Linked DNA regions of Homo sapiens: region 2 is linked to region 1. A link is an interaction called in ENCODE POLR2A ChIA-PET data of the cell type or tissue named here. Cell type or tissue: GM12878. All regions are shown on one strand. Each heading gives the region's core, and the rest is flanking DNA. Links, peaks and the distances in the headings are about the cores only. Region 1 overlaps DOP1A (DOP1 leucine zipper like protein A). Region 2 has its middle 210 kb from the start of TPBG.

What was found. ChIA-PET counts read pairs that join two places held together with the same protein. Peaks named below come from ENCODE experiments on the same cell type or tissue, not always from the same donor. Only the 100,000 strongest peaks of a DNase experiment are listed, where the experiment ranks them.
Region 2: POLR2A ChIA-PET joins it to region 1 with 10 read pairs; 1 of 35 experiments calls an interaction of 5 or more read pairs at or near these places.

What each region holds. Positions count from the first base shown.
Region 1 is chr6:83,081,776-83,098,261 of GRCh38, reverse strand. DOP1A (DOP1 leucine zipper like protein A) reads right to left here. Exons shown (of 39, transcript NM_015018.4): 2 at 1,439-1,531; 3 at 1,147-1,337. The coding sequence starts at 1,284. Among named protein-coding and RNA genes, the nearest start is that of DOP1A, 22 kb to the right of the region's middle. RefSeq lists an enhancer at 11,269-11,418. In GM12878, for the core only: no CTCF peak of the experiment used is centred there; a DNase peak (open chromatin) is centred at 11,291; H3K4me3 peaks cover 1,877 bases; H3K27ac peaks cover 1,540 bases.
Region 2 is chr6:82,561,228-82,577,713 of GRCh38, reverse strand. No RefSeq gene overlaps it. Among named protein-coding and RNA genes, the nearest start is that of TPBG, 210 kb to the right of the region's middle. In GM12878, for the core only: no CTCF peak of the experiment used is centred there; a DNase peak (open chromatin) is centred at 9,233.

The sequences.
Region 1 (16,486 bases), core at 5,611-13,610:
GTTTTCTTCCCCCACACATCTTAGTATGTATTTTAAGACAAACTTCTTTCCTAATTTGTATGTTAAGCTATTTGATAGGCTGGGTATAGTGGCTAATGCCTGTAATCCCAGCACTTTGGGAGGCTGAGGTGGGAGGATCATTTGAGGCCAAGAGTTCAAGACCACCCTGGTCAACATAGCGAGATCCTATCTCTAAAAAAATAACTAGCCAGACATGGTGGCATGCCTGCAGTCCCACCTACTCAGAAGGCTGAGGTGGGAGGATCCCTTGAGCCCAGGAGTCTGCAATGAGCTATAATCATGCCACTGGACTCCAGCCTGGGTGAAAGAGTAAGACCTTGTCTCATATAAAATAAAATAAATGAAAATAAAATAAAATAAAATAAAATAAAATAATAAAATAAAATAAAATAAAATAGAATAAGTTATTGGAAGGCCACTCCTTTCCTATGTAACCTCTTTAATATTTAGAAACACTCCCATTCAATAACAATTTAAAAAAAACCTTAACTATGGGTATGCAGTAAAAAAAATTGATGTTTAAAAAATAAAAAGGTCAAAATGAAGCGCCAGAGGTTGATCAATGATGCCACAACAATAACTGAATAAAAACCAGACATGTCTCAAGAAGAATTACTCAAGGACAAGCTGCAAGGCGTAAGCAACTGCTTGTATATACTCGCCTTTGTAAAAAGTACCAAATTATAACTATAGCTTGCCAGGATAGAAAATGTTTCCTTGTTGCTATATATCATTTGGAAAGAACACAGGAATTACTGCTTTCCATTTGTAGGTTTTCATTTTGCTGCCAGGAATTCCAGCACCATATCTGATGCTCCATTACAGAAATTTACTAGCCCTCATAGTTAGCATATTTGCTTCCTTCTCTTCTGTTTTTATAGCTGATAATCATGGCGATAACTATATTTTTCAAGCATTGTTATTTCTTTGAATTAAAACTTCCAAAGCCTTAATATGCTTGACTACACAGGCATGCAACTCATGAAGAAAAATAGCACTACCAAGAGTAATCTAAGGTTCATTTATGTTTTTGCATTCTTACTTCAAGATTTCGAGAAATCTAACAAGTACAAACACAGATTTCTAATTTTTACTCCTTTTATGAAATGGATAATACAGACATACCTTATTAAGTTTTCCAAGTGCTGATATCAAATCTGCCCATTCACTGGAGTATTCAAAATTCTTTAGTGCTTTGTCAATTGCTGCTACATAGTTTCTGTATTTGGAGTCACTCAATAACTCCAGCTCTTCTGTGTTCATCCTCCCACAACTTCCCACTAGAGACCAGTTCCAAACTCATGTAAAGTCATTACCTACAAAAGAGTTTGCAGGAGGAACCAAGGTTACAAAGTATTAAAACGGGTTCATATGATCTTACTACAAAGGTAATGACTAACTTGAAAATGTTCCTTACTGTTAGCAGTGGTTGAAACTCTCCTCAGCTAGTGTTCAGGGTCATGGAAGTATTCAAAGACAGCCTGAAAGATAACTACTTGTGTGTTCCTTCCTAGGAATTGGAAAAATGACTGTGAAAATTTAGTAAGTAAAAGCATAGAAAATTTTCTTATACTTATTTCAATTTAGAATCATGTTATTTCTCTGTCATATTTGTTTATGTAACATTTCTGATATATATATGCTCCTCTACTTTGTTTTGATCCTAAAATACATTAAGTCTGGTTAGATTGGAAGAATCAAGAACACAGGGGAAGAAAGAAAAACAAATAAATGATTCGGAGATCATTTTATTAAGTAATAAGTGGGCATCTAGTATGAAGGCCCATTAGCTGTTTGGAATTAGACTTTACTTTGAATAAAACTGACAAGAACATGTGGTGGTTTAAAGTATGCCCACAGCTGAGTACAGTGGCTCACACCTGTAATCCCAGCTACTTGGGAGGCTTGAGGATGGAGTATGGCCTAAGATCAAGGTTTCAAGACCAGCATTGGCAACACAGTGAGATCCTGTCTCTAAAAAAAATAAAAATTAGCCAGGCATGGTGGCACCTGTAGTCCCAGCTACTCAAGAGGCTGAAGTGAGAGGATAGCTTGAGTCCAAGAGTTCAAGGCTGCAATGAAATATGACTGGGTGATAGAGCAAGACTCTGCCTCTATTAAAGCAAAAAAACAAATCCACAAATTCTTTGTTATTTCTTTGAAAAAGTGGTTCCCAATCCCCCAGCACCTTAGGGTCAACTTTGTGACTCATTTCTCATGAAAAGAATAGGGTAGAAGAGACAATGTGTAACGGCCAACAGGTCATAAATGCACTTTGGTTTCCTCTTTACTCTCTTATCATTAGTTCTGGGGGGAGCTAGCTGCCACATCATGAAGACACTTTCAAGGAGCCCTATGGAGAAGGCAGGTCTCGTGACAAGGAGCTGAAGCTTTCTATACAGCCATGTGAGTAAGCCACCTTAGAAGCAGATCCTCCATCCTCAGCCAAGCCTTAATTTGACTGTGGCCCCAACTGGCATCCTGACTATAACTTCATGAGTTACCCGAAGCCAGGAATACATGAGCTAAGTCTCTCAAATTCGAGACCTACAGAAGATTTTGTTATAGGCCACTGAGTTCAGGGGTCATTTGTTACACAGCAATACGTAATCTAGGGTAATAGGAATAATTGAATTAAGGTTCTACTTAAAAACCAATGTGGCTCCCCTTTAATTTTTCTGGTATCCTAACTGACTTCTAACTAACTTGGTACCTTTCTCTAGAGCTGGATGCACGGACCTACAGGAAGGTCTAAGAGTGGGCCTTAGGGGATGCTAACACAATTCAACCAAGGTAAGAATAGTCTTTCCAACAAGTAGTTTGGGATAACTGAATATCCCATGTGCAAAAGAACAAAGTTGACTCCTTCACATCTACACAAAAGTTACTTTAAAATAGATCAGAGATCTAAATGTAACAGTTAGAACTATAAAACCCTCAGAAAAAAATATAGGATTAAATCTTTGTGACCTGTGGCTAGGCAAAGTCTTCTTAGAAATAAAACTGAAAGCCAGGCACGGTGGCTCACGCCTGTAATCCTAGCACTTTAGGAGGCCGAGGTAGGCGGATCGCTTGAGGTCAGGAGTTCAAGACCAGGCTGACCAACATGGTGAAACCTCGTCTCTACTAAAAATACAAAAATCAGCCAGGTGTGGTGGCTCATGCCTGTAATCTCAGTTACTCGGGAGGCTGAGGCAGGACTATCACTTGAACCCGGCAGTCCGAGGCTGCAGTGAGCCAAGATCACGCCGCTGCACCCCAGCCTGGGCAACAGAGTGAGATTCCATCTCAAAAAAATAAACAAAATAAAATAAAATTAAAAACCAAAAACACAAGCAACAAAAGAAAAAATAAATTGGACTTCATCAGAAGTAAAACTTTCGTGTTGCAAAGGATAACATTAAGAAAGTGAAAAGACAACTGACAGAATAGGAGAAAATATATCCTCCATATATCTGATGAGACTTAAACTAGATAATAAAAAACTCTTCCAAGCCAATAATAAAAAGACAAATAATTCCAAAGTGGGCAACAGATGTGAATGGACATTTCTAAAAGGAAAATGTACAAATGGTCAATAAGTACGTAAAATGACACTCCACATAATTAATCATCAGGGAAACAAATCAAAACCACAATATTTCATGACTACTAGGATGGTTACAATAAAAAAGATAGACAATAAGCGTGTTATGTAGAAACTGGAACCCTCATACACTGCTGGAGGAACATAAATTGGCGTAGCTCCTCTGGAAAACAGTCTGGTAGTAGTTCTCCAAGGTTCAACATAGAATTACTATAAGCCATAAATTCCACTCCTACGTATGGTGTAGACACAAGAGAAATGAAAATATATGTACACTCAAAAACTTGTGTGAATGCTCATAGATGCATTATTCATAATAGCCAAAAGAAGAAATAACCCAAATATTCATCAACTGACACACAAATAACTAAAATACCATGGAATATTATTTGGTCATAAAAAAGAATGAAATAGTGATACAAACTATAACACGCATGAACCTTGAAAACATTGTAAGTGAAAGAAGCCATTGACATAAGACCACATAGTATATGATTCCATTTATATGAAATGACAGGAATAGAAAAATCTATAGAGACAAAGTAAATTAGTGGTTGATTAGAGTGGGGGGAGAAGAGGAAAAGAGGAATTGGTGGGAAATGGACAATGAACTCAAAATGAATATAGGGTTTCTTTTTGGGGTGACAAAAATGTTTTAAAATTGATTGTAGAGATGGTTTCACAATTCTGAATATACTGAATATCATATTTTATATATATATTTTTTGTTTGTTTGTTTTTGAGACGGAGTCTCACTCTGTCACCCAGGTTGGAGTGCTGGAGTGCAGTGGCGCCATCTCGGCTCACTGCAATCTCCGCCTCCTGGGCTCAAGCGATTCTCCTGCTTCAGCCTCCCGAGCAGCTGGGATTACAGGCACCTGGCACCATGCCTGGCTAATTTTTGTATTTTTAGTAGAGATGGGGTTTCACCACGCTGGCCAGGCTGGTCTCGAACTCCTGACCTCGTCATCTGCCTGCGCTGGCCTCCCAAAGTGCTGGCATTACAGGCGTGAGCCACTGTGCCCAGCCCATATTACATACTTTAAATAGGTGAACTGCATACTCAAAATATATGAATCACCTTAAATTACATGTGAAATTTACATGTCTTACATTTTATTGGGGAGAGTCTACTTCTTTCATAATATTCTCAAACAATAGTTTTTTAACAAAAAGGTTAAAAACCACTAGAGAATATAGCCAATGAGTAAAATCTGTTTGTACTGAAAAAAGCTACAAATCCATTGATTTATAAAATCAAAATTTCCTTGGTTAAGGTTGTGCCAAAGAGAGGCTATACGAGTTTCCCAATTCTCTACTTCAATTATTTTATCCACAAAAATGAAAACAAGTCCCAAAGCCTATCTTTGGAGAGAGTAGTCACCTTAAATGTGATTTCATTTGACATGAAATGATTTTGCTTCAGCATACCATGTGCCAAGCACTATGTTTGGGTGCTGACTAGAGAGAACATCCCTGACCTCATGATACTTTCATTCCCAATTGGGACAGTGAGAGTAGAGAACAAAATAAGATAGTTTATTTTTCTCTTTAAAACTTGATATTTGATGCTAAGGGACTTAAAATAATATAAAGTTTATGTGGGGAGGAAAACACAGTCATACAGTACTTCTTCCCCACCCCATCCACATTTTCACTGTCTGTGGGGTTTCAGTTAACCTCAACCAACCACAGTCTGGAAATATTACATGAAAAATTCCAGAAATAAACAATTCGTAAGTTTTAAATTGCATAACATTCTGAGTAACATGACAAAATCTCTCGCAGAACAAAGTGAACCCTCCCTTTGTGCAGTGTATCCATGCTATAGATGATAACTGCTCATTAATCACTTAGTAGCTGTGTGGGTTATAGACTGACTGTTGTGGTAGCACAGTGCTTGTGCCCTTATTTTACTTAATAATAGCTGTAAAGTGCAAGAAAGAGTACTATGCCTAATTTGTAAATTAAACTTTATCACTGGTATATATGTATAGAAAAAAAAACAGAATTTAGAGTTTGGTACTATCTGCAGTTTCAGGCATCCATTAGGGGGGTCTTAAAACATATCCCTGGTGAATATGGTGGGGGGGGGGGGAGGGACACTACTGTCCCTTCATGCTTTGGACTCAGAGCAGCAAATCAAACATAAAGCAGTATTTTGAAGTACTCTGAAGAACTCACAATAAATATGAACTTAAATATGTGAATCAAAATAATCTTAACCTTGCACATCAAATTAATTTTTGTTTTATATAAGGATTTGCTATGCAATTTTCCTACCAGGAAAGTTCTTTGAGAGCAGGAACTATGTTTTATACATGTCTCTATGCTGGACAACACATAACTTACAATAGTGAGGCTACAGTTGGACTCATGATCAAAGTGTTTAAACATAATAAAGACTGGTAATAAATTAAAAATGATACAAGCTATTTCATTATCAATCCATGGTTTCTAAAACTTTTAAATACTAGATTTAACCATAAACACACACACACAGCATACACACAAAGCAATACCTGTATGTATGTCAGATACAAAAGACTAGCACACTAAAACAAGTAAGGCCATAAACTCTGATAGCTAATAAAACAGTTAAATACCAACAGTGACATATATGGAATGAAGGTTAGAGTGAACACAACCTAAAACATTTCTAGTTCTGTTTCTCAGAAATCAGAAGGATAGCAAAACCAAATTAAACTCAGGGAAAATATCAACTTGACTGGATTTTCTGAAAGCACATAAAATTCGTATAAAATAACTAAAATCCAATCAATGAATTTAAGAATGTGGTAGACAGAGTAAAACACACGCATAAATTTTATCAGCAGGAACATTTTTTTTCCTTCCTTAGCAAGATTTCCAGAATAAGATATAAAATAGCATTCATTTTGAAGACATATAATATTCAGTGCATGAGGAAGATTAACCTGCCAAGCAATTTAGTAGTAATTTCTATTAATGAAAATAGGGGTCATTTATCAGCCTAATAATTTTTAAGCAATATTATCTCAACATACACATCCTTCAGATAATCTTATTTGCTATAAAAAAGTCAATTAATAATGACCAGCTATGTCTGTAAGGCTTATAACTCTTGTATGCATCTACAGCTAAAAAGTTTGGTCAGGTAATTAATTTGAACTTTCTTACTTTTTTTTAGGCAATAAATTCCTAAATATTTAAATATGATTAAAAAGACTTCATATAGCTTGTTTGTTTGATATATGTTTATATCAAACATATAAAACAAAATATTAAAAGCAAAATCTTAAATTGCTGAAAAATGAGAAGAGACATTTTGCAGAAGTTTCATCAGCAGAGCTGCAGTATTACTTTTCATGTGAAAAGATGGTTGATATGGTTTGGCTGTGTCCCCACCCAAATCTCATCTTGAATTCCCATGTGCTGTGGGAGGGACCTGGTGGGAGGTAACTGGATCATGGGGGCAGGTCTTTCCCATGGTATCCTCATGGTGGTGGGTGAGATCTGATGGTATTATAAGGGAGAGTTTTCCTGTACAAGCTTTTTTTTTTTTTTAATTTTTTTCCTTTGCCTGCTGCCATCCATTAAGATGTGACTTGCTCCTCCTTGCCTTCCCCATGATTGTGAGGCTTCCCCAGCCATATGGAACTGTAAGTCCGATTAAACTTCTTTCTTCTGTAAACTGCCCAGTCTCAGGTATGTCTTTATCAGCAGCATGAAAACTAATACAATAGTCAAATCCTAGGACTAAAAATTTAGTTGTAATTCCACAATGACTTTAATGCAAATAAAATTGTCATTATATATCAGAAAAGAAGTGTAAAGATACACCATTTTAAGCCTTTCATCCAATATATACATACAAATTGCAGTTCTCAGTCATTTTCCCCCATATTTTGTTTTATAATGGCTTAGGTCAATACTTCTCAAACTATCTGTAGTGAAAGATCAGTATTTCCACCAAATCCATCACTGACCAATACTTTTCTAAAATATAAAATCATGTGCTTTAGTTGTTGCAGTAATATTAAATTGCTATAAAAGTTTCTAAATGTTTACTTTTATCTCTGTGCTTATTTCACCATGTCTCTTAACAAAGTTTGTGAATAACACACTTTAAACACCACTGACTTAGATCATAATGCAAATATAACGTATCCCCATAGTGTATCAAACTTTATACCATGCCTCTTCTCCAGAATAAACACAAAATAAATAGACATACTTAATAACAGAGTAGTGTTTCACAGAAACCCCAGGCGATGAAAAGACAGGCAGTAGACGGTAGGGCCTCCAAGAACAGGGGTTAAAGTCAAGATGACCTAAATCTAAATCCTAGCTCTAATACTTACTTAGCAGCTGTATGACCTTGGGCAACATGCTTAATTTTGTCAAACCAGTTTTCCTTATCCATTAAATGAGATGAAAACACTTATACTTGAATGGCTGTCAAAATTAAATAAGTAACATACTAAAGTTATCAGAGTGCTCAGCACATAGAAAATGCTCAAGAAACAGTTGTCGTCATTATTTCCTACGAAATCAAAACAACACTGGGAAGCAAGTATGTTAATTAAGAGGGGTAGTAAGTTATAATTAAGCATCAGATGTGGCTCTGAATTTCTTGGCAGCAAACTGGAAAACTGAGGACTCACTAACCTATCTTGAATTGTCTTGTGAATATTAGTTAAAATGTAGTATTATTGCCAAACATGTTTTATGGCTTTGTTAAACTGTATATATTTAATACACATATTTGATGAGTTCTGACTAGTGCGTGCACCCATAAAACCATCACCACAATCAAGATTCTTCACTACAGTTAAGATACAGAACATTTCCATCATCTTAAACGTTATATCAAACATTTACATCATCTCTGTCAAATGAGCTGTTTTGTTTGAAATTAACTCCCTCCTCTCAATAACCTGCAACTTTCCAGGAGATACAATAACAAACTATTTATTTAATATAACCAGGAAACTTAAAAAAATAAAAATAAAAATTCTAGCTTGTTTAAAGTGATGCAAGTAAATCAAAGTTGCATTTGTAATCTTTCTTCTAGGGGCTGTTAATCGTAGTTTCTCTGACTTGATCTTTAGTCCACTGGACAATTTAGTTGCAATACTTTCAAAGTTACAACTCAGATAAATTGGACCTGAATTGTCATGAAACATAATTTAGTGTCATGTTTTGTCTCACAAATATAACATATATCAATTATAAAAATAAAGCAAAAAAGCTGTTTATGAAAAAAGATAAAAGCTGTAGATTTCTCTGGGCAAGTTATGCCCTATGAAAAAATTAGTAGGTAGTACAGATTTGTTTTTACACTTTATAGCATAAAAAGCTAAAATTTAAATAAGAAATGAAATATTGTATCATACCATCTCAATTTTTAAAAGTTCTGTTTAAATGGTGATAAAAAGTGAGTAGACCTCACTTCAGAATAACAACACAAAGATACTTTGGCTAGTTTGCTTATCACTAGCTGCATTTTCTCTTTCTCTCCTTCCTTTGCCACAAAAGGCAGGGGGAGGGCTGAAAAGAGAAAAGATTCATTATTACTCAATTCCAAAGATGTATCTGGGGACTAAGTGTTTCTAGCACATCCCAAGAATATAAATTAATGAATTATTGTAAGCACCATGCAATGGGGCAAAAAACCCTGCTGTTGTTTTTGAAAGAGAACATCGGAAAAAAAGCTATATAAGTAGATGCTCTTTCCAAACTTTTCTAACTAATGAAAAATTACCATTCAGTAATTGTTACCATCTAACAGATGTAACCATTAATAATCTATTTCATTTTGGTCAACAGTTCTAGGTTCCAATGTTGGCACTGTCACTAAATAATCTTCAGGAATCATTTATTTAGTCAATTCATAAAGCCAGTCACTCCTGAAAGCTGGAAACTTCCCTTGAGTGTTAAAAATATGGATGAAGGCCGGGCATGGTGGCTCACACCTGTAATCCCAGCATTTTGGGAGGTTGAGGCGGGCAGATCACGAGGTCAGGAGATCAAGGCCATCCTGGCCAACATGGTGAAACCCGTCTCTACTAGAAACACAAAAATTAGCTGGGTGTGGTGGTGCATGCCTGTAATCCCAGCTACTGGGGAGGGTGATGCAGGAGAATCGCTTGAACCTCAGAGTTGGAGGTTGCAGTGAGCTGAGATCGCGCCACTGCACTCCAGCCTGGGGACAGAGTGAGACTCCATCTCAAAAAAAAAAAAAAAAAAAAAAGATGGAAGACAACACTTACTAGGTATTTTACAAATAGGTTATTGTCACTCATTATAAACCTGATGCTCTGTACTTCCCTAATCTGATCCAATCTCCCATGCCCTTACTGTTGTCTCAAACTTTCAAATGGTATACACTCTAGGAAACTTCAGATATGTGCTCAACAGATCATCAGCCTTTCCTCTGCATGTCCTGTCACCTTCTAGTCTTAATTATGCCATTCCTTTGCTTAAAACCCATCAATGGTTGGCCGGGTGCGGTGGCTCACACCTGTAATCCCAACACTTTGGGAGACCGAGAGGGGTAGATCATGAGGTCAGGATATCGAGACCATCCTGGCTAACACGGTGAAACCCGTCTCTACTAAAAAAATACAAAAGGTTAGCCGGGCATGGCGGCAGGCGCCTGTAGTCCCAACTACTCGGGAGGCTGAGGCAGGAGAATGGCATGAACCTGGGAGGCGGAGCTTGCAGTGAGCTGAGATCGCGCCACTGCACTCCAGCCCGGGCAACAAAGCAAGACTTCATCTCAAAAAAAACCAAAACAAACAAACAAACAAACAAAAAAACAAACATCAATGGTTTTCCCCAAAGCTTGTCCTGTCGCCTTCTAGTCTTAATTATTCTCTGAGGACAAGACCTCTTCTAACCTTACAGTGTACTTACTAAATACCAGGAACTATTCAAGTGCTTCGTGTATTTTAATTAATTTAATCCCAGTTGATCCTTTGCAGTAGGCACTATTACTCACATTTACAAGTAAGGAAACTGAAGGATAGAAATGATATGCAATACAGCTAGTAAATGGGAGAGGTAGGGATTTAAACACAAGCAATTTGGCTTTAGAGTCCTAACTCCTAGTCATTACTCTTCACTTTCACGGAGGCTGTTTTCCTTCTCATACCCATCCTACCTTGGGGTAAAGAGTGTGGAATCTTCCTCTTTATACTCATCTGACAAAACTCCAATCCTGGTTAAACTCAACTACATGTTTTTTTTTGTTTTCAGCCTGAAAATGAGCAACTAAACATTGGAGAAAAAAATCATACAATCAGGTTGACTTAAATTGAGAAGCACAAACTTCAAACAGGTACTCAACACTATCCTAACCCACTGTTTCCTTAGTAAATTTAAGTTCTTGACACAACTATTTCATACCTTCTCTTCTCAAAATCCTAATACTGTCTTCCCTCCATCATTGCTAAAGATCTAGTTTCAAACTTAAGAAAATGGAAGCAAAAAGAATATTCTTACCTTCCCTCCAACAAATCTGTAACCTATCTTCACCTATACCCATATTCTCTACTTTTCTTTCCATTATGAAGGACAAAGGACCTTCCTCCCAGTAAAGGCCTCCCTCTTGCTGTGTTCTGAATCTGGTCTCCTCTTGCCTTCCCAAGGACTATTAGCTCAGGCTCCTTCAATACTATCAGTTTCTTTTCCTGTCTACAGCCTAAAGTCTACCCCCCGAATCTCTCATGGTCTAAAACTAAAACTAAAACTAAAACTAAAATTAAAACCCATAGCCTTTCCTTGACCCCCACAGGCTCTCTGGCTGCCAACCCATTTCTTTATTCTCTCATAGCAAAACCTGAAAGATTTCTCTATATTTGCTATTTTTTCCTTATCTTTTATTCACTCTTCAGACTCCGTGAAATGCCTATGGGACTGTCCCTCCAGGAAAAAAACCCGTATAAAAATCACCCATAATGTGCTTTAACCAAAGCCAAAGGTCACTTCTGTAGCCCCTCATTTTATTCAACTCAGCAGTATTCAATACCTTGTTTTTGGCTTCCGGGACTCTTCCCTCTCAAGGTTTGTTATCTCTTAGCCTCTTTTTTTCAGTTTATGTTGGCTTCTCTTTTCTATTCAATTTTAAATGCTGAGGTACAGCTGAGTCTTGAAAAACATGCAATTTGAGTTGCATGGGTCCGTTTCTTCGTGGATTTTCTTCCACTTCTACTACCTACCCAAGACAGCAAGACCAACCTCTCTTCTTTCTCCTCCTCTTCCTCTGCCCACTCACAGTGAAGACAATGAGGTTCATGAAGATCTTTGTGATGATCCACTTCCACTTAATGAACAGTACATATATTTTCTCTTATGGTTTTCTTACTATTTTCTTTTCTCTAGCTTATTTCATTATAAGAATACAGCATATTATACATATAACCTACAAATGTGTTAATCAACCATTTATGTTACCAGTAAGGCTTCCAGTCTATAGTAGGCTATTAGTAAAGTTTTTGGGGAGTCAAAAATTATACGTGGATTTTCGATTCATGGGTCAGCCTTACTTCAAGGTTCAATCAGGAACCCTCCTCTCTTCTTTCCCTTTAGGTTATCTCCTATAGTCCTATAGCTCCAATAGCATCTGTTAACTGATGTGTCCTAAATCTATACCTGCCACTTTTCCTCTTCTATTATTCTAACCAGTTATAGCCCACTCCAGCACACCACTGATTCCTGCTTCTATTCTTGAGAGTCTGCATAATTCATCCTCCACAGAGAAGCCAGAGACACATTATGTCATTCCTTTGCCTAAAACCTGTCAATGGCGATAGAGCGAGACTCTGTCTCAAAATAACATAACATAACATAACATAACATAACATAACATAACATAACATAACATAACATAAAATACCGCAAAAAACCCATCAATGGTTTTCCTCAAAGCTTGTCCTGGTCACCTTCTAGTCTTAATTATTCTCTAAGGATAAGACCTCTTCTGATACAGCAGAAACAGCAACATCTTAGCTATACCCTAAATACAAATATTCCAATACAAAGCTTAGAATAATATCCAAACTCAAATACACCAATTTTTTTTGCATTCTAGGCATTTTGTTCTTGCTATTCTCTACATTTAAAATCTCTTTGGTCAACTCTATGTGACAGATTTCTTCCCGTCCTCCAGTAATATCAAACCCTACCAAAAGTTCTTTCTGATCAGTCTAAGTAGCCTGCCTGGGGCCAAACTCTTACCACATACCCTATAACATCACATTATTTCCTTATTAGCATTTGTTACACTTTGAAATTTTCCTATTTATTTGCTTGTTTCCTGTCTATCATCTCTCAATGGGATGCAAATACTATGAAGTCAATAGCCTTATCTTAGTTGTTCATACCTGCATCGGCAGTCCCATAATAGTGGCTGATAAACAGTAGGGCCTCAAATATAATCTGAATAAATGAACTAATCTATCAACGACAATATAGTTAAACCATTTTCGTTTGTTTTTTCTGAGAAAAGCTTTGTAGAAGAAAAATAAAAAGCAGAACTACAGTTCTATTTCTTAACTAGTATAGTCACACTTGACCTTACTCTCCTCAAATACAGAATACATTCACATGGCTATTAAGTGCTTTAAAAAACAGATTGCCTAAGAACATTTATAAAAATGTGTACATTCCAGTTACACTTTTAAAAAACTGGCTCAGTTTAATCTGTATTAAACATAACTATCTAAATGTGAAGGAAGTCATTCCAGCCCTGTGAAAGGAGATTTAAAAAATCCTATTTAGGCTGGGTGCAGTGGCTCATGCTTGTAATCCCAGCACTTTGGGAGGCCAAGGCAGGCAGATCACTTGAGGCCAGGAGTTCGAGACCAGCCTGGCCAACATGGTGAAACCATCTCTACTAAAAAAAAAAAAAAATACAAAAATTAGCCAGGTGTGGTGGTGCGTGCCTGTAATCCCAGCCTCTTGGGTGGCTGAGGCACAAGAATCGCTTGAACCCAGGAGGTAGAGGCTGCAGTGAGCCAAAATGGTGCCACTGTACTCCAGCCTGGGCTACAAAGCAAGACTCTGTCTCAAAAAAAACAAAACAAAACAAAAAAAACAAACTACTTAGGTATGATACTCCCAGACGTCGAAGTCAAATCTTTTCAAATTAATTAGCTGCAAATCTCAAGCTGGAGAAAAATTTGGAAAAAGTTTTATTATACTTTATGTACTTATTTATAGTCATGCATTGCTTGATGGGAATATGTTCTGAGATGTGTTGTTGGGTGATTTAGTTATTGTGTGAACATTCATAGAACATGCTTAAACAGACATAATGGTAAACCCTACTACACATCCTGGCTATATGGTATAACCTATTGCTCCTAGGCTGCAAACCTGTACAGCATGTTATATATTGAATACTGTAGGTAACTGTAACACAACAGTAAGTATTTGTGTACCTAAAAATAGAAAAGTACAGTAAAATACAGTATTAAAACCTTACGGGACCACTGTTACATAGGTGGGCCATCATTGAAATGTTATACAGCATATGACTATTTATATTTTCACTTTAGGTCTCAGAAAAGCTATACGAATAAAAACCTAAGACACAAGAGGTTTAAAAGCCCATAGATCTGCCAAGGTGACAGTGAAGCTGATTTAACTTTACGATTTCTTTTTTTACCAAGTAAATATACACAAAATTATATACGTTATTAAAAATTGTCTCTGAATGCTATAAAATCAGATTCTTTCTCATTTCAAATTCTGTGATTTCTGGTACACATAGCAATATGAAAATATTAATTTTAGAAAATACAAAACATAAGCACCATTTATAACTTGGAATGAGCCATTAGCAGGTAGGTGGGATTCTACTTTAAGCTTCAAATGGCAAACAGCCATAATAATAAACACTTAAGCACATACCCTTGAGTTACAAAGGATCATCCTGTCTCCAAAGCATAGTAGCCAAATAAACATTGTCCACGTATTACTCAAGATGATGATAATAATCACAGTTGATACTGACTTACAAATTACTCTGTGCCAGGCACTATACTAAGCCCTTTCATGTGAATTATCTCATGTATCTTCACAATACATCCATGAGGTAGATATACACATGAATCCATGTTCATATAAGGCAATTAGTGTTCAAGGTGCCACAGAGAATAAAAGGAAGAACCAGGAAGAACTCTGGCAGACTGACTCCTGGAATTGGCCCTTAATCAGTATCTTTCTGAACTTTTTTTTTTTTTTTTAAACCACAAGTCTTAATTCTCCTGCATGACATATTCTACCTCTCCTCTCTCATTAACTTTTTTCAAAAAACTTTTCCGGCTATATAGATTTCTTTCTTAGAAATTGTACTTAAAAAAAAACTATAATAATGTAAATACATATGTTATTCTTCCTAGACCTTGAATGAAGCACAGGGACCAAAGCTCAACTCAAAATACCCCAAGTGGTTCACCACTCAATACTGATAGTGTTTAAAATATAAGGCAAAAATGATCATGATTCTGATACAGAAGTTTTTATTTTTGGTTGTTATCTATAAAAGAGTGGGTTTTTGGCCAGGCATGGTGGCTCATGCCTGTAATCCCAGCACTTCAGGAGGCTGAGGCGGGTGGATCACCTGAGGTCAGGAGTTTGAGACCAGCCTGGCCAACATGGTGAAATCCCATCTCTAATAAAAATACAAAAATTAGCTGGGCGTGGTGGCAGGCACCTGTAATCCCAGCTACTTGGGAGGCTGAGGCAGAAGAATTGCTTGAACCCAGGAGGCAGAGGGTGCAGTGAGTGGAGACCGCACCACTGCACTCCAGCCTGGGTGACAGAGCAAAACTCGGTCTCAAAAAAAAAAAAAAAGTGGGTTTAAAAAAGAGACATGTAGCTTATTTCAAATTGACAGATAAAATTGTATTATGTACAATATAATGTTTTGAAGTATATACACACTGTGTAATGGTTAAATGTAGCTAATTAACAAATGCATTGCCTCAAATAGTTGTCATTTTTGTGGTAAGAACACTTACTACTCTTTGTATTTTTCAAGAACATATCATCATTAACCATAGCCACTATGCTGTACAACAGATTCCTTGAACTTACTCCTCCTAACTATATATCCTTTGACTAACATTCTTCCATCCTGTCATTTCCTCAAACCACCCCAGCCGCTGGTAAGCACCATTCTATTCTCTACTTCTATGGGATATACTTTTTAGGTTTTACATATTGGGTGAGATCATGCAGCATTTATCTTTCTGTGCTTTGCTTATTTCACTTAACACAGTGTCCTCTAGGTTCATCCATGTTATTGCAAAGAACAGAATTTTGCTTTTTGATAGGTGAATAGCATTCCATCATGTATATAAACCATATTTTCTTTGCCCCTTCATCTGCTGATAGACCCCTAGGCTGATTCCATATCTTGGCTATGTGAATACTGCTGTTTATGTGCACTTCTCTCTTTGACATACTGATTTCATTTTCTTTGGATATATACTCAGTAGTGGGATTACAGAATCATATGGTAGTTCTATTTTTTTCATTTTTTGAGGCCCCTCCTTACTGTTTTCCATAATGGCTATACTAATTTACATTCCCACCAACAGTGTGTTCCCTTTTCTCCACATCCTCTCTAACACTTACCTTTTGTCTTTTTGATAACAGCAATTCTAACAGGAGTGAGATGATATCTCATTTTAGTTTTGATTTGCAGTTACCTGATGATTAGTGACGTTGAGCCTTTTTTCATATACCTGTTGGCCATTTATGTCTTCCTTTAGGAAATGTCTACTCAGGTCTTTTGCATATTTTAAAATCAAGTTGTTTACTTGCTATTGAGTTCCTTATATATTTTAGATATTAACCCCTTATCAGATGTATGGTGTGCAGATA
Region 2 (16,486 bases), core at 5,477-13,476, 520 kb after region 1:
TTTTATATACATATGGACTCATAGATAATTACTTTATACTTTGAGATGTGATATAATACTATATTTATTTTATTGGTTGAATTGTTCCAGCTTTGACAATTGAGAGTGCCTTTAATTGGCTTCTGTGCACTTTTAATATAATCTCATTGGTTTGTGTTTTTGTTTTTTTGGGGCATTTCCTACGTTCTGGTAATATAGATATTCCAGGCTCATCTTAAACATTTCCTGCTCCAATCCTAGAATCAGCCTTCTCTTCAGCTATCCCTGGTTCATTTTATTGGAGAATGATATTAGAAACTAGTATCTGGATACCGGTTTTACTCAATGCTATTGGAATGTCATTGCTTGTATGCACTGTGAGCTGGCACAGCAAGGAAATACCTGCATATGGGTATATACTAATCTGATTATATACACATATCTATAAATATTTCTATATTTTACCAACCATATAAATATTAAGCTAAACATGATTTCATATTGATGTCTCCAACTCTAATCTGTTACCCCATGGATTGTTCCAGACTTCTCCCCTTGCTTATCTATGACCTTCCATTTCACCAGTGAGAAATCTGGCTTTTACCACCTGACATCTACTTAGGTAATTGTTATATTCCACATATACTGATTTTAGAATTACTAACTTATATCCCTGTGGGAAATAACTTTATCAACTATAGAACAGTGCTTAGGTATAGTTCCTTCTGCCTTTTGTCTTATAGACACACTCATTTCCAAAATCACCTAAGTTAGTACCTTTTTCCTTGTTGATGAGGTTATTTCATAGCTTTGTAACAAAATTAGATTTTTTTTTGGCAGGGGGTCACAGTCTATATTCCATACTGGGATCCTTCAACCTTTAAATGATTTCTGTTAAATTTGCATATAATAAGGTTCACACTTTATACTCTAAAATTCTATGGGTTTTCTCAAATGCATTGTGTCATGTATCCACCATTAAATATCATAAAGAATAGTTTTACTGTCCTAAAATATCCCATGTGCTTTAATTATTTCACTTTGTCCTAATCCACCCCTTCCTGAATCCCTGGAAACCAGTAATCTGTTTACCATCTGTATAGTTTTCCCCTTTTCAGAATGTCATATAAATGGAAAGATACAGACTGGCCTTTTCAGGCTGGCTTCTTTCTCTCAGTAATATACATTTAAGATTCATCCATGTCTTCACATGGTTTGATGGCTTATGCCTTTTTATTGCTGAATAGTATTCCTTTATATGGATATACCACAGTTTGTTTATCTATTCACTTGTTGAAGAACATCTTGGCTGCTTCCCATTTGGGGTATTATAAATAAAGCTGCTGTAAACAGTCTTATTTAGTCCAGTGTGGTTTAGGTGTCAGTTGCGGGTATGGGATGGGAGCTCTTCTCCATAAGATCTTCCAAGGACTCAGGTCAATAATTTACACATTGAAAATATGTGTATCTCTCAAGTTTTCTCTGGTGTTGACATACAACTAGCAGCTAGGGAGAGGACATGAAATAGTGCCATAGATTTTGTGGGCAAGTTCTGGATATGGTATATGCTTCAATTATGCCTACATTCCTTTGGTTAGGACTCAGTTGAATGACCGTGTTAACTGTGATGGCAGCTGGACTCTATGCACAGGAAGAAAAGAAAATAAGTTTGGTAAACACATAACATTTTCTCTGCCATGTCACCCCCATTTGGTCACCAAATATCTGTTTTACTCTTCCTTCCATGCATAAAACACACTGACATCCTCCTCAAGCTACACAATTCAAAGTCCTATAGCTACCGCATTCAGCTCAAAGTCTAGGATCTCAGACTGATGTGGAGGTCAAGATGTGGCACTTCATGGTGTGGTGACTTTTGAACTCTAAAGATACCACACAATGATGGAGCAAGGGGAGGAAAGTCACAATAAACACTATGAGAAGAATGGAAGACATAGCAGTCACTGGTGCAGAGCAGTGAGGGAATCCTGTAGGTCAGGCATTGTGAAGTTTCTCTGCCTTGGAAATGAGAGAAGTTTCTGATTAGCTCCTGTTTAGACTTGATTCTGCTCTCTGGTAGGAACTCCGTGGCCCCTGGATCCATTCTCTAGGAGGTTCTTTCTTTTTTCCCCCTCTTCCTTGGCCACATCTGCAATAGCATTTGGTATGCCCTTGTTGGAAGCTATAGAGCTCTCTGCATGTGGAAGATTGAAGGTTCAAGAATTATTTGTAAGTCACAGTTAGAAATGTGCTAAGTCCATGCTCCTAGCTTATTTGGTCATATAATGCTCTTAAAACCTTAGTTGGCTACTGATCCAATTTTCTAGTTATTCCACATGCCAGTAACCTACCATAAATTCTTTATTGGATATGATTCTCAAATTTATTTTATTTATTGGCTTCCTCTCTATCCTTGCCAGTCCTATTTCTCCCAACTAATGGTAGATATTTTGAGGCTATTATTCTTGAAAGAGAAGGCCACATTCTTAATTTCATTTTGTTGCAAAACTGGGTTTTAAAGGTTTCTCTGACTCAATAGCTGTCTCAACTCAAATCCTTAAATCTTAAAATTAAGATGTAGAAGCAGTTGGTTTTCCAACTCTGGCCAAATTTTTAGAAACTGGCCAATTCTCTATCAAGAACATCTTTTTCTTGCACTCCCATGCCACTTTCAGCCAAGGCAACCAACACACCCTTATTCATTCATTTGATTTCCAAACAATTCATTCAGAATGGCCACTTCAGTAGAGACATGGTCTGTTTTCCAAGTTACTGCCATTTTCCAAATGTTTTGCCACAGTATATCATTGATTACCATCCTCCTGGCACCTGATATTAGTTTCTTTGCTAATGTCACATATTTTAGATTTGTGTTACAGCAGCTCCCTGCATCAAAGGTATCGATTCCTGTATTTGGCAGGATAATTATCACTGCTTTTGGTTTTCAACAAAAATCTCCAAATAAAAATGTCAGTGAGTTAACCCATTAACAGTATATTAATTGCTCCTGCCACATTACAATATGGTCTGCAGGGGGAATTGCTTCACATAGCTATTTAGAAAACCAAATTGACAGACACCTCTCCATCTTTAGTCTGTGTCTCACAAGGCCATCTTGCATATAAATATCCAGCAAACAGATGGGAGGAGAGACCTCATTACTTCTGCCTATGTTCTACTGGCCAATAAACTATGTGGTTCTATTTAATTGCAAGGCAGAGAAAGAAGTGTGGTCTAGCTCCAAGAGGAAAAGGAAATAGGTTTGGTTAACAGGGAGCATTGATTTTGCCATAATGTCCTTGAATTTCTGTCATCTTATCAATAAAACAGGGCCATTAATAACTTTCCTCATTGGGTGTTGTGTATGAATGCTTTAATTTATGTGAGCATTATTTAAGTTCTAGATGTGTTTTCATATTTCAGAAATGGGGATAATCATACTTACATTCTGCATTATCTCTCTCCCTTCTTCTTCCTCACCCCTGCCTTTCTTTATAAGAAGTAACTTCAGCCGTGTTCTTCAAATTAGTGAAGTTAGAACTTAATGATCTTTTATTGTACGTCATATGATCAGTGGAATGGTAGCTGATTATAACTCAGTATTTGAATTTGGTTTTGTCTCTCTCTATGTCTTTCTCTCATTCTTCAGCTATACTTATTTTTTCTTTTTCTGTAGCAATACTTATTCCAAAAAGCTTGTTAATTTCCATCAAACTAACTGGGTTCCATGTGTTCTTTGTAGCCTTCTTATATAAGGATGCTAAAAACGAAGAAGGCCTTCCTGGTCTTGTTGTTAGATCCTTGGATTTTGTCCTCATCAAAAATCATGAGTCCTGGAACACAAACTATCTGTAATTGAATTCACCCAGACTTTTATTCATTTATAAGCCAAACACTGGAGATAATGATCATAACCAGATCATCACTCCAGATATGTCAGGCAGCTCCTGGTGACAGGCTGTGGGAAATTACTATCTTTTCCCAGGATAGGTATCAACATATCAAGCTTTTTAAACTAATACATCATGATAATCAGTGCTTTTAAAAATACTGAATGCTGCCTAATGAAGATACAGAAACACCAGAAATCCTCAGCAATTCTTCACCCTAATTGTCACACAACTGAAAGCCTGGGATCTCCCAACAGCTGGAAGTTGCTGCCATGGAAACAATGTTCCATTATCTAAGAGATTAAAAATTGAGACTATTAATGGACCTGACAGTAGTTTGCATGTTTCATTAGTAAAAAATGCCATTATTCTAGGGCTCCGGGGAATTAGATTTTTGAGTGATGTGTTTTATTCTCTATTAAAATGGTCCAGGCATAATTTGGATGGCATAACAGAAGAAAGAAAACAACAGAGGAGGAATTAGGACATTCTGGCAAATCAATGTTTTTCTTCTTCTTGACGTTCCTCTGCTGATTGATTGTTTAACTGGGAACAGGTGGAGGTTGGAGGATGGGCAGGAAATGAGAGAGCAGAGAATTTCAGATTCCATTCCTTTCCAGTACAGGCTCCTTCTGAATCCCAGGTCTCCCCTTTATTTGGGGAGCTAGGGTGTGCTAACTAGCACCCAGCATAATGTAGTGCAGCAGCATTTGGAAAACTGAAGGCCACAGCCCATTAGTAGAATAGGTAATAAATGGAATTCAGTGTGTCTCAAGCAGCATTTATTAAAAATGAAATGGAATCAAATAAAATGAAAAATACCGAAAGGTGTTCCATATTGTTTGGATAAGTATTATTTTTTAAAACTCCTTCTACTGGCTCACAATCTATAGTTACTTCCATTATGAATTGTGACCACAAACGTTTGGAAAAAATGACTACAGTGCATGGTTAAGAGGCCAGGCTATGAGGCTAGAATGTGAATTTCACTCCTGACTTTATCATCTGCTAGCTATATAAGCAAGTCACTTCACCTCTCTGTGCATTCATTTGCTTCTCTCTAATACAGGTATGATAATAGTAAAACCATAAGGTTTTCATGAAGAGTAAATAATTGAACTATGTGAAGCATTTGGAATATGTCTGGCACATAGAAAGTGCTCACATGACAGCTGTTGAAAATACCTCATTGATTACTTGAAGAAATTACATCTCTTGGTCACTGAACATGTCTATCTTTTCATATTTACATTTGTGAAATAAGGCTAATCCTCACCGTTGTTATAAATTACCCTGTTAGACCACATGATACATTGTATCGCCTAAATAGCTCTTAATATCATTTTGCAGCTTTTATTCCTGTCTCTTGATACCAGAATCATAATGGTGTTCTACAGTATCAGTAGGTCCTTAGAGAAATGCTATAAAGACAAATGCAAATATTACACATCTTTTTTTTCCTAAGAAAGAGTCTTTAGTCCAGTTTCTCCTTATATGCTGCATCTTGTCTGAATGGACCACTGGGGTACCATTTAGTGTGTGAAAACATTAATCCACTAAATGGTGCCTGAAAGGTTAATGCCACCTCTGGAAATGACTGACCTATTCCCAGAGGCCTGTCCTTGGCCTCTAAAAGATGGGATATTGCCCTGGACTGCCAATCAGCAGAGAGCAGCAAAAAGTCTTTGAAATAGACACATGGGCTCTGCTGGTATATGGCCCCTCTTGGGATCAGGCTGTATGTAGGGGTTGCCTTATTTCTTAAGAGTAAAAGGTGACCTAAATGATTCCCAATGTCCTATTTAACACACTGAAATATTTTTAAATATAATTTATTGAGAACAGGGTTATCCTGGCACTAAAAGGTGATGTTAGTATTGTGTTTGAACTTTTTACCCTCACCAAATCACCAGACGGGAGAATGATCTCAAAAGCACAATCACATTCTAATTTCCATAGGTGTTGCAGTTAAGTACAAATCAAGGGACATTCACAGAATGTTAGAGTTGGAAACAACATTACAGTCCAATCTTCTCCTCAGCCTCATTTTAAAAATAAGAGAACTGAGGCCCAGAGAGTTTGAAAGGGGAAGGGGGCTAGTGATAATCATAGCTGCCCTTCCCTGAGCACTACACTATTGTAACTGTACCAGGCAGGCACTGCACTGAAGGCTTTGTATTTGTGTGCTAACCGAATACCAACCATGGCTCTGTAATGTAGGAATTGTTTGTCCTATTGTCAAAAGGAGGAAACTGGGGCTTTGAAAAAGTGTTGAATATATTACCAAAGACAATGTAGGTATTGTGCTTTAAAACTGTCTAACTGCCTTACAATGTAAAGTTACTCCCTGTTATGAATCACAAATATAAATGTTCGAAAAACATGACTATAGTAATTATTCTAGCATCTTCATTTTAATGACTGATAATAGAGACCTTCAATCCATTGACCTCATTGAGTTTTTTACTCTCCATCACCTAACCACCTGTATCCTCACTTCATTCCTAAGATTCTAAGCTTGCTTTCTTTTTTCCTTCTTTTTCTAAAATCACTGTCTTACAAAAGCCTCTCCCCTTGCATCTCATCCCTTCACTGTGTTCACCTGGGGAAACTCCAAGGTTGGTTAAACCCAGCGTTCTGCCTGCCCCACACCTGTATTGGAGCAGCCGTCTATCATCTCACACAGCTGCTTCACCAACTAGTTCTACTGATCTTCCTCCAATAAATAGAATTTGTCCCCTTCTCTTTCTCTCCACTGCTACCACTGTCATCTCTTGCCTAAACTGTGGTGGTCTTTAAGCAACCTCCCTGCTTCCACTCCTCCTCCCTACACTCTTAGAGCTGCCAGAACAGTCTCTTAAACAAGTATTCAGATTATGGCCTCTGTGTGCCTCAGACCCTCCGGTGGTTTGCCACTTATCATGGAACAAAACCCAAGGCCCGCCATCATTAAGCCCCTGCCTGCTTTTGGACCTAAGCTCAAATCATTCTCCCTGTGGCTCACCATGTCCTCGTCCCACTGGCCTTCTTTCCGTTTCTTGGACACTGTGACCTTGCTCCTACCTCACAGCCTTTGCACTTGCTCTTTCCTCTACCTTATCAGCTCTTTCTCCGGACCATCCCATAACTGGCTGCTTTTTACTATTCAAGTCTCTGCTCAGATCTCACCTGCTTTAAGAAGGCTTCCTGGATATTCAGTGTGAGGGGCCTGTTACATCGTAAAGAGTTCAAACAGCTCCCCACGGAAGCACAGAGAGGGCAGAGCAAGGCTTTTTCATTCCTGCTCCTATGTTATTTTTAAGTATTTATTAATTTAAAACATAAGAAACTTAGTCCAGATCTTTCAGATTATCACTTTGATCAAGATTATAAAATCCCAGCAGAACAAATGGCAGAATTTTCTTTGGTGAATTCTCAGGGTTGTATCCTCTGCTGCTAGTTGCTCCCTGGAGTCCTAAGATTAGGCCTGCTCTCAGCTGGCTCCCCACTCACAGACAGACAGGCAGCTTTGAGGCCAGCTGTACAAACATGGGTAAATACTGCTCCAGTGCTGTGTGGAGGAGAAACTTCATGCCCCGCTGGTATATCTGCATTTTTTATCTTCACAAAATCAACTCATGTCATAATGACCGATTGTGCACTTGATGTTCATGTGTACATAACCAAAAACAAATGCGGCCTTTTATTGAAAGTATGCTCTGTGTTGGGTGATTTTACCTATATTATTCCTAAGTTCAGAGAAGTAGAAAAACATATTTAAGTTCCCATCTGAGTGATGCCAGGGCCTGTGTTCTTCCTAGAACATCGTGTTGTCTTTCAAATAATATATGATCTGGTGAGTTGCCCTGAAGGTATAATTTTCAATTAATGCTTTCAGTCTCTCCATTCCACCCCTTTCTTCAGTCTTAGGATCCCTGACATAACCAGCCCAAGGCTTCTACCTGTTTCTTATCTGGCCAATATCTAAACTTCGTGAAGGTATTATTTGATATGGACCACTCTAAAGAGGTTGAAGAGAAGTCAGGTTATTATTTTATTAGGGCAATAACAATCATACTGAGAAGGGAAAAGAGAATGAGACAGATTTTATGAGGGTCTCACCATGAAGTCCCTCAAATGGTACCACATAAATAGCCACTGTGTTCTATTTATGTGCTAACTCCTTTTCAGATGATATACCCATGTCCATGTCCAAATTCTAATATATCCACTTGTACCTGATCCTGGAACAGTGTTTCTCATGCAAAGTAACCAGCCCAAGTAAGAATTAACTCTGATCTTAGTTTCATTAACACAGATTCTAACTAGTAGAACTAGCTATTTCAGACCTAATATCAGGAAACACTTTTGATAATGTATATTTAGTAGCTGTTAAACATCTGAATGAATATCTTCTTATATGATTTCTTAGATTTTTTGAGCACAAAAATTATTTAAGAACTAAATAGGAGAAATCATGACTATTGTTTTTTTTCCTGACTGTTTAATGACACTGTACTGGCTTGCCACTGGTCATGTTTTCTGAAAAGCTACTTTCCATGTCTTTTGGACAATAATCATTACCCATTACTAGTTTCTTGGCATGGTTTTTATTTGCTAGGGAAGCTATTCAGAAGCTCCCACACCCTGCTTGTGACCCAGAGAGTAAGATAATACCAACATCTCTGCAGTGCGCATTACCAAAACAGCAATCTGGCAGCATTGATTAGTAGGAAGGATAAAGTGGCATTTTAAAATTCTGTTCTGAATGTTAGAATTCTTTCATTTTAAAATATTTTTTAACCTCTTTAAAAAAAATCAGGGTGTAAAACCTCTAATAAATTCTATGGTGGAGTTTGTGCCAGGATAAATATGAAACATAGCTAAAACAAAATCAAATGCTAAAGCAATCAAAAGTGGGCAGAAAAGAAAATGTAAGTAGTTTTATCTTCCAACTTCAAGTTGCTTAAATTATCTTGATGACTCTTTACCTTTGATTTGATGATGGATCTGAGTATGTTTTATTTTCTGTGTTATTTACCTATTGTCCCTCGGCTCCATATCTGCCATTCTCTATTTGTTTTGTGCAACTGGGACTGGTAGTCTGAAATCTACATTTCCCAGGCTCCCTTGCCAGCTGCCTTCCCATTAGGTTTTTTTTAGTGGGAGACACTGGTGGGAGACCCTGGTGGGAGACCCTGGTGGGAGACCAGAAGGCAGAAAGAAGAAAGATTTCCGTTTCTGGCTCCCACTCCATGGCAGGGACTAACAGTTGCTGGTACTTTCTGAGAGTGGCAGAAGGGTGATGGTAGTTTCCCCAGCAGCACATCCTTGCAAGTAGTCCAGTCCTGGCAACAGACCAGGGTATTTTCGGCCCCAGTCACAGTGGTTTCAGTACTGACAGTGTCAGCGTCTTCAGCGGCAAGGCAGCAGGTGCAACCCAGTGGGCACCAGCTGAGGGCACATCAGCAGCTTCCTGATCTCCAGATACCCCCACTCCTTCCTTTTCCCCTTCTAACCCTGTCAATACCTTTGTGGGGAATCCTCTCTATTTGAAATACGTAGCATGGGTTCTGTTTTCCTGCCTGGATTCTGACTGATACATTTATAAACTACTCCAACATCCAATACAACTCCAAAGTATTAGCACATTGATTTTGAACTTTAAAGGCTCAAGGGTCTTACATTTTGTTTCTCATTTTCAGCTACTGAGTGTTTTACTTAAATATTTAAGTAGAAAATACTAATGAAAATTAATAATAATAATGGCTGACTTTATCAATCATTTACTATGTGCTAAGTGTTGTTCTAAGCCCGTATATTTTATTTTAGTCCTCACAACCCTATTAGATATGTACTATTTTTTAATCTCGTTTGACCCTGGGAAAAGTAAAGGACAGAGAAGTCCATTGGATTGCCAAGGTTTACTGCCACCCAGTGAAGAAAGCCAAAATTTGACCCAGGACTGCCTGGCTCTGTAACCTGAAATCTTAATTGTTATGGAATATTGCCTCCAGTCACCCTGTGTTCTAACTGAATGCACTTATAGATCATGAAATCTTTGGCTGAACCACAGTCTTTTATGAGAGGCTTTGCAGATGTGCTTCCTGAGATCACTTCAGGAGTTGAGTAATTCTTTAAGTAAATAAAGAGTGTAACATTAAGTCACTTATAGATTGTTAGCTACATGAAGCCAGAAATAATTTCCTGCCTTGTTCATTACTCTATCTTCAACACCTAGCAAATTTCTGACACATTTGAAGCTCTAATAATATATTTGCACAATACATGTTTATATAATAGATGTTTACACAAATAATAAGTCATACATCTAAATAAATTGTACTTACAACAAACAATAAATCAGTGAATTGAAGCCTGCATGGACTTGGATGAGCTTAACATTTCATGGCCACAAAACTGTTTTAATTGCTAAATACTTTTACTTGAAAAGACATCTAGGTAACAGAAAGGCAAAAAAAAAAAAAAAAAAAAAAAAAAAGGCTTAAGGTTCTTTTTCTCAGCCAGAACACATTACAGTCTAAAATTTTCCTAAAGGCAAAAATATGGCCCAAGAACATCAGGAATGAAAAGTGGGAAATTACTTTATCATTAAAGTATCATTACTTCATCATTAAAAACTATTTAATGATGTCTCATAAGTCCATAGGAAGTATATAAAGAAATAAAGAAGATGAAATAATACTAAGATATAAGAAAGCATGGCATGTCTTTAGAAAGAGGCAACAAAGAACAAACTTGACCCCCATGTATCTCCTTTGGAAGGAAAATGTACTATGTTGAGAGCAAGCAGACACAATGAAGGCTTGAGCCTTTGCATGTTAGGTTCAGTGATATCATGAAACAAGAGGAAGGATACCTTTGGGGAAGTCATTCACTGACATAACCTTGGCAGGGAGAGAAATGAATGAGATAGAAGCAAGACTCTCTAAATAGAGATCTTACTGAGTTGGCCATCCCAGGTCAAGCATTCAGGGTTTGTTCTGAGAATTTTGCGAATATAGGTCCTGGGTAAAGAAAGTTTGTGCAGTAGACTTCTGTGGAAAAAGTAGATAACTGTATTTGATCTATGGTTGAAAGTAAAGGGATTATTTTAAATTACTGTAAGAAGAATATGATCCATCAAGACTGCAATCCAACTTCATCAAGTTGGAGGAAGTAGCATACTGAAAGTTGAGTCATTGGGATCAATCTACCTGAGATACAGGCAATAAGGGGGTACATTGTCTATAAAGAAGGTAAAAACAATAATAAAACCAATTAAGAGTTGGTCCATTTTTGTTATCAATGTGGCCCACAAGTCTAAATATTCTCAGTGGGAAAAATACTCTTCCCTGAAAAAAATATTTTGTTGGCTTAAGATTTAATAAGTAGAGAAATTACTGTTGTGTTTTAATTACATATATATATATGTACTTGAAATTAGCTCATTTTAAAAAACTTATTTTTTAATGAATATTGTATTTCATATGCAAGTTAATTAGAGAATTTCCATATGTGAAGTTGGCCCCTGACATGTGGGACTCAGCCACAATATATTTGTTTCAAGAGAAAGTTTGTAATAGTTTGGAATCATTGGAGCTTTCTTGGCCACAGTTTGTAACGTTACATATTCCTGTGTCAAAAATGTGGATTTTAAATAGGAATTGTAGGTATAATTAAATGGAGGTTGAGTTATTTTAATTCCATCATTTTATGTGACCACTTGGAGTTATTTATACTTAGAATTTTAAAATTAGTGGAAGCTAAGACTCAAAAAGAGAAATTATAATGTTAACTATTCATTGCTATAACAAACCAATACATAAGTACATTTTCCTTTTATTTTAAGTCAAGAACATTGAGAAAGTAATCCAATACTTTTTCTTTTTTAGTACTGTAACATTTATTTATGTATTTATTATATTATTATGTATATTAAGTTTAATAAAGAAAAATTTTCCTTGTATTTTTTCCAGGACATTATTTTAGTTTCATATGATAGTTCTTGCTGAAAATAATTTTGTCATACAGAGGAAGAGGTTACTGAAAAATGATCTTCTCTGAGTATCAAATATACTGGGCATGTCACTGGTTAGAAGTATGTGGATTGCTTGGCAAACGTCTCCAAATTGTTATTGCAGATGAAGCCCATCAGACCCTGGGTAATGGAAGTGCTCTTAATTATGTTCTCCCTCTGTGCTAGTTAACTAATTTCTTGATAGAGAGGAAGAGTAATGATGGTCTATTCTTTGGAACCAGCTCCATGTCTCATGAAAATCTTAATGTTTTATTCACTTAAGACATTTTGGTGACTGCTTTTATTTTTATTTATTTATTTATTTATTTATTTTTATAATTCTATGTTTAATATATTTAGAAGCCATCAAATTATTTTCCAAAGTGGCCAAATCTTGCCATAGAGTATCTAACTGTGGTTTTGATTTGTAGTTGCCTGATGAGTGATGCTATTGAGTATCTTTTTATGGGATTATTGACCGTTCGTGTATCTTCTTGGGAAACACATCTATTCCTATCATTTATCAGTTTTGAGTTGGGATATTTGTTACTGAGTTAAAACAGTTTTTCTATATTCAAGATACATATATATACAGACATATAGATACGTGTTTTTCAAATATCTTCTCACAATTTTTGAGCTGCCTTTTGACTTGCTTGGTTGTCCTTTGAAACACCAATGTCTTTAATTTTTAAGAAATTTTAAATATCTAATTTTTATTTTGTTGCTCATGTTTTTGGTGTTACAGCTATTTCTTTGCTAGATCCAAAATCCTGAAGATTTTCCCATATGCTTTATTCTAGCTCTTGCATGTGTGTCTTTAATTCATTGGAGTTAATATTTTTGTATGCTTTGGGGTAAGGGTTCGAATTTATTATTTTGCAAGTGGTGATCCACGTGTACGTTGTTGACCCAGTTTGTTCAAAGACTGTCTCTTCCTCATTGAATTGCACATGGCACCACTGTAAGAATCCATTGACTATAGACACATAGTTTTATATATGGACTCTCAATTCTCTTCCATCAATCTATATATTTTTCCTTCATCAGTATTGTGTTGTCTTGATTACTGATACTTTGCAGTAAGGTTTGGAGCATGGGGGTGTGAATTATCCTAATATGGTTTCTTTTTTCAAGATTATTTTGGCTATTTTGAGTCCCTTACAATTCCATGTGTATTTTAGAATCAGCTTGTCAGTTTCTAGACAGAAGTCGGTTGGGATACTTGCAGGGATTTCATCAAATCTGTAGTTCAAATTGTAAAGTACTACAATATTAAATCTTCCAATTCATGGCTGTAAGATGTTTGCTAATTATTTACATATTCTTTAAACAATAATTTTTAATTTTCAGAGTAAACTCTTGTATCACATTTTCCAAATTAATTATTATTTCTTTATTTGATGCTATTTTATTTTTTTATTTTTTATTTTTTATTATACTTTAAGTTTTAGGGTACATGTGCACATTGTGCAGGTTAGTTACATATGTATACATGTGCCATGCTGGTGCGCTGCACCCACTAACTCGTCATCTAGCATTAGGTATATCTCCCGATGCTATCCCTCCCCCCTCCCCCCACCCCACAACAGTCCCCAGAGTGTGATATTCCCCTTCCTGTGTTCATGTGATCTCATTGTTCAATTCCCACCTACGAGTGAGAATATGCAGTGTTTGGTTTTTTGTTCTTGCGATAGTTTACTGAGAATGATGATTTCCAATTTCATCCATGTCCCTACAAAGGACATGAACTCATCATTTTTTATGGCTGCATAGTATTCCATGGTGTATATATGCCACATTTTCTTAATCCAGTCTATCATTGTTGGACATTTGGGTTGGTTCCAAGTCTTTGCTATTGTGAATAATGCCACAATAAACATACGTGTGCATGTGTCTTTATAGCAGCATGATTTATAGTCCTTTGGATATATACCCAATAATGGGATAGCTGGGTCAAATGGTATTTCCAGTTCTAGATCCCTGAGGAATCGCCACACTGACTTCCACAATGGTTGAACTAGTTTACAGTCCCACCAACAGTGTAAAAGTGTTCCTATTTCTCCACATCCTCTCCAGCACCTGTTGTTTCCTGACTTTTTAATGATTGCCATTCTAACTGGTGTGAGATGGTATCTCATTGTGGTTTTGATTTGCATTTCTCTGATGGCCAGTGATGATGAGCATTTTTTCATGTGTTTTTTGGCTGCATAAATGTCTTCTTTTGAGAAGTGTCTGTTCATGTCCTTCACCCACTTTTTGATGGGGTTGTTTGTTTTTTTCTTGTAAATTTGTTTGAGTTCATTGTAGATTCTGGATATTAGCCCTTTGTCAGATGAGTAGGGTGCGAAAATTTTCTCCCATTTTGTAGGTTGCCTGTTCACTCTGATGGTAGTTTCTTTTGCTGTGCAGAAGCTCTTTAGTTTAATGAGATCCCATTTGTCAATTTTGACTTTTGTTGCCATTGCTTTTGGTGTTTTAGACATGAAGTCCTTGCCCATGCCTATGTCCTGAATGGCCTAGGTTTTCTTCTAGGGTCTTTATGGTTTTAGGTCTAATGTTTAAGTCTTTAATCCATCTTGAATTGATTTTTGTATAAGGTGTAAGGAAGGGATCCAGTTTCAGCTTTCTACATATGGCTAGCCAGTTTTCCCAGCACCATTTATTAAATAGGGAATACTTTCCCCATTGCTTGTTTTTCTCAGGTTTATCAAAGATCACATAGTTGTAGATATGCAGCATTATTTCTGAGGGCTCTGTTCTGTTCCATTGATCTATATCTCTGTTTTGGTACCAGTACCATGCTGTTTTGGTTACTGTAGCCTTGTAGTATAGTTTGAAGTCAGGTAGTGTGATGCCTCCAGCTTTGTTCTTTTGGCTTAGGACTGACTTGGCGGTGCGGGCTCTTTTTTGGTTCCATATGAACTTTAAAGTAATTTTTTCCAATTCTGTGAAGAAAGTCATTGGTAGCTTGATGGGGATGGCATTGAATCTCTAAATTACCTTGGGCAGTATGGCCATTTTCACGATATTGATTCTTCCAACCCATGAGCATGGAATGTTCTTCCATTTGTTTGTATCCTCTTTTATTTCCTTGAGCAGTGGTTTGTAGTTCTCCTTGAAGAAGTCCTTCACATCCCTTGTAAGTAGGATTCCTAGGTATTTTATTCTCTTTGAAACAATTGTGAATGGGAGTTCACTCATGATTTGGCTCTCTGTTGGTCTGTTGTTGGTGTATAAGAATGCTTGTGATTTTTGTACATTGATTTTGTATCCTGAGACTTTGCTGAAGTTGCTTATCAGCTTAAGGAGATTTTGGGCTGAGACAATGGGGTTTTCTAGATATACAATCATGTTGTCTGCAAACAGGGACAATTTGACTTCCTCTTTTCCTAATTGAATACCCTTTATTTCCTTCTCCTGCCTAATTGCCCTGGCCAGAACTTCCAACACTATGTTGAATAGGAGTGGTGAGAGAGGGCATCCCTGTCTTGTGCCAGTTTTCAAAGAGAATGCTTCCAGTTTTTGCCCATCCAGTATGATATTGGCTGTGGGTTTGTCATAGATAGCTCTTATTATTTTGAGATACGTCCCATCAATACCTAATTTATTGAGAGTTTTTAGCATGAAGGATTGTTGAATTTTGTCAAAGGCTTTTTCTGCATCTATTGAGATAATCATGTGGTTTTTGTCTTTGGCTCTGTTTATATGCTGGATTACATTTATTGATTTGTGTATATTGAACCAGCCTTGTATCCCAGGGATGAAGCCCACTTGATCATGGTGGATAAGCTTTTTGATGTGCTGCAGGATTTGTTTTGCCAGTATTTTATTGAGGATTTTTGCATCAATGTTCATCAAGGATATTGGTCTAAAATTCTCTTTTTTTGTTGTGTCTCTGCCTGTCTTTGGTATCAGAATGATGCTGGCCTCATAAAATGAGTTAGGGAGGATTCCCTCTTTTTCTATTTATTGGAATAGTTTCAGAAGGAATGGTACCAGTTCCTCCTTGTACCTCTGGTAGAATTCGGCTGTGAATCCATCTGGTCCTGGACTCTTTTTCGTTGGTAAGCTATTGATTATTGCCACAATTTCAGCTCCTGTTATTGGTCTATTCAGAGATTCAACTTCTCCCTGGTTTAGTCTTGGGAGAGTGTATGTGTCGAGGAATTTATCCATTTCTTCTAGATTTTCTAGTTTATTTGCGTAGAGGTGTCTGTAGTATTCTCTGATGGTAGTTTGTATTTCTGTGGGATCGGTGGTGACATCCCCTTTATCATTTTTTATTGTGTCTATTTGATTCTTCTCTCTTTTTTTCTTTATTAGTCTTGCTAGCAGTCTATCAATTTTGTTGATCCTTTCAAAAAACCAGCTCCTGGATTCATTAATTTTTTGAAGGGTTTTTTGTGTCCCTATTTCCTTCAGTTCTGCTCTGATTTTAGTTATTTCTTGCCTTCTGCTAGCTTTTGAATGTGTTTGCTCTTGCTTTTCTATTTCTTTTAATTGTGATGTTAGGGTGTCAATTTTGGATCTTTCCTGCTTTCCCTTGTGGGCATTTAGTGCTATAAATTTCCCTCTACACACTGCTTTGAATGCGTCCCAGAGACTCTGGTATATT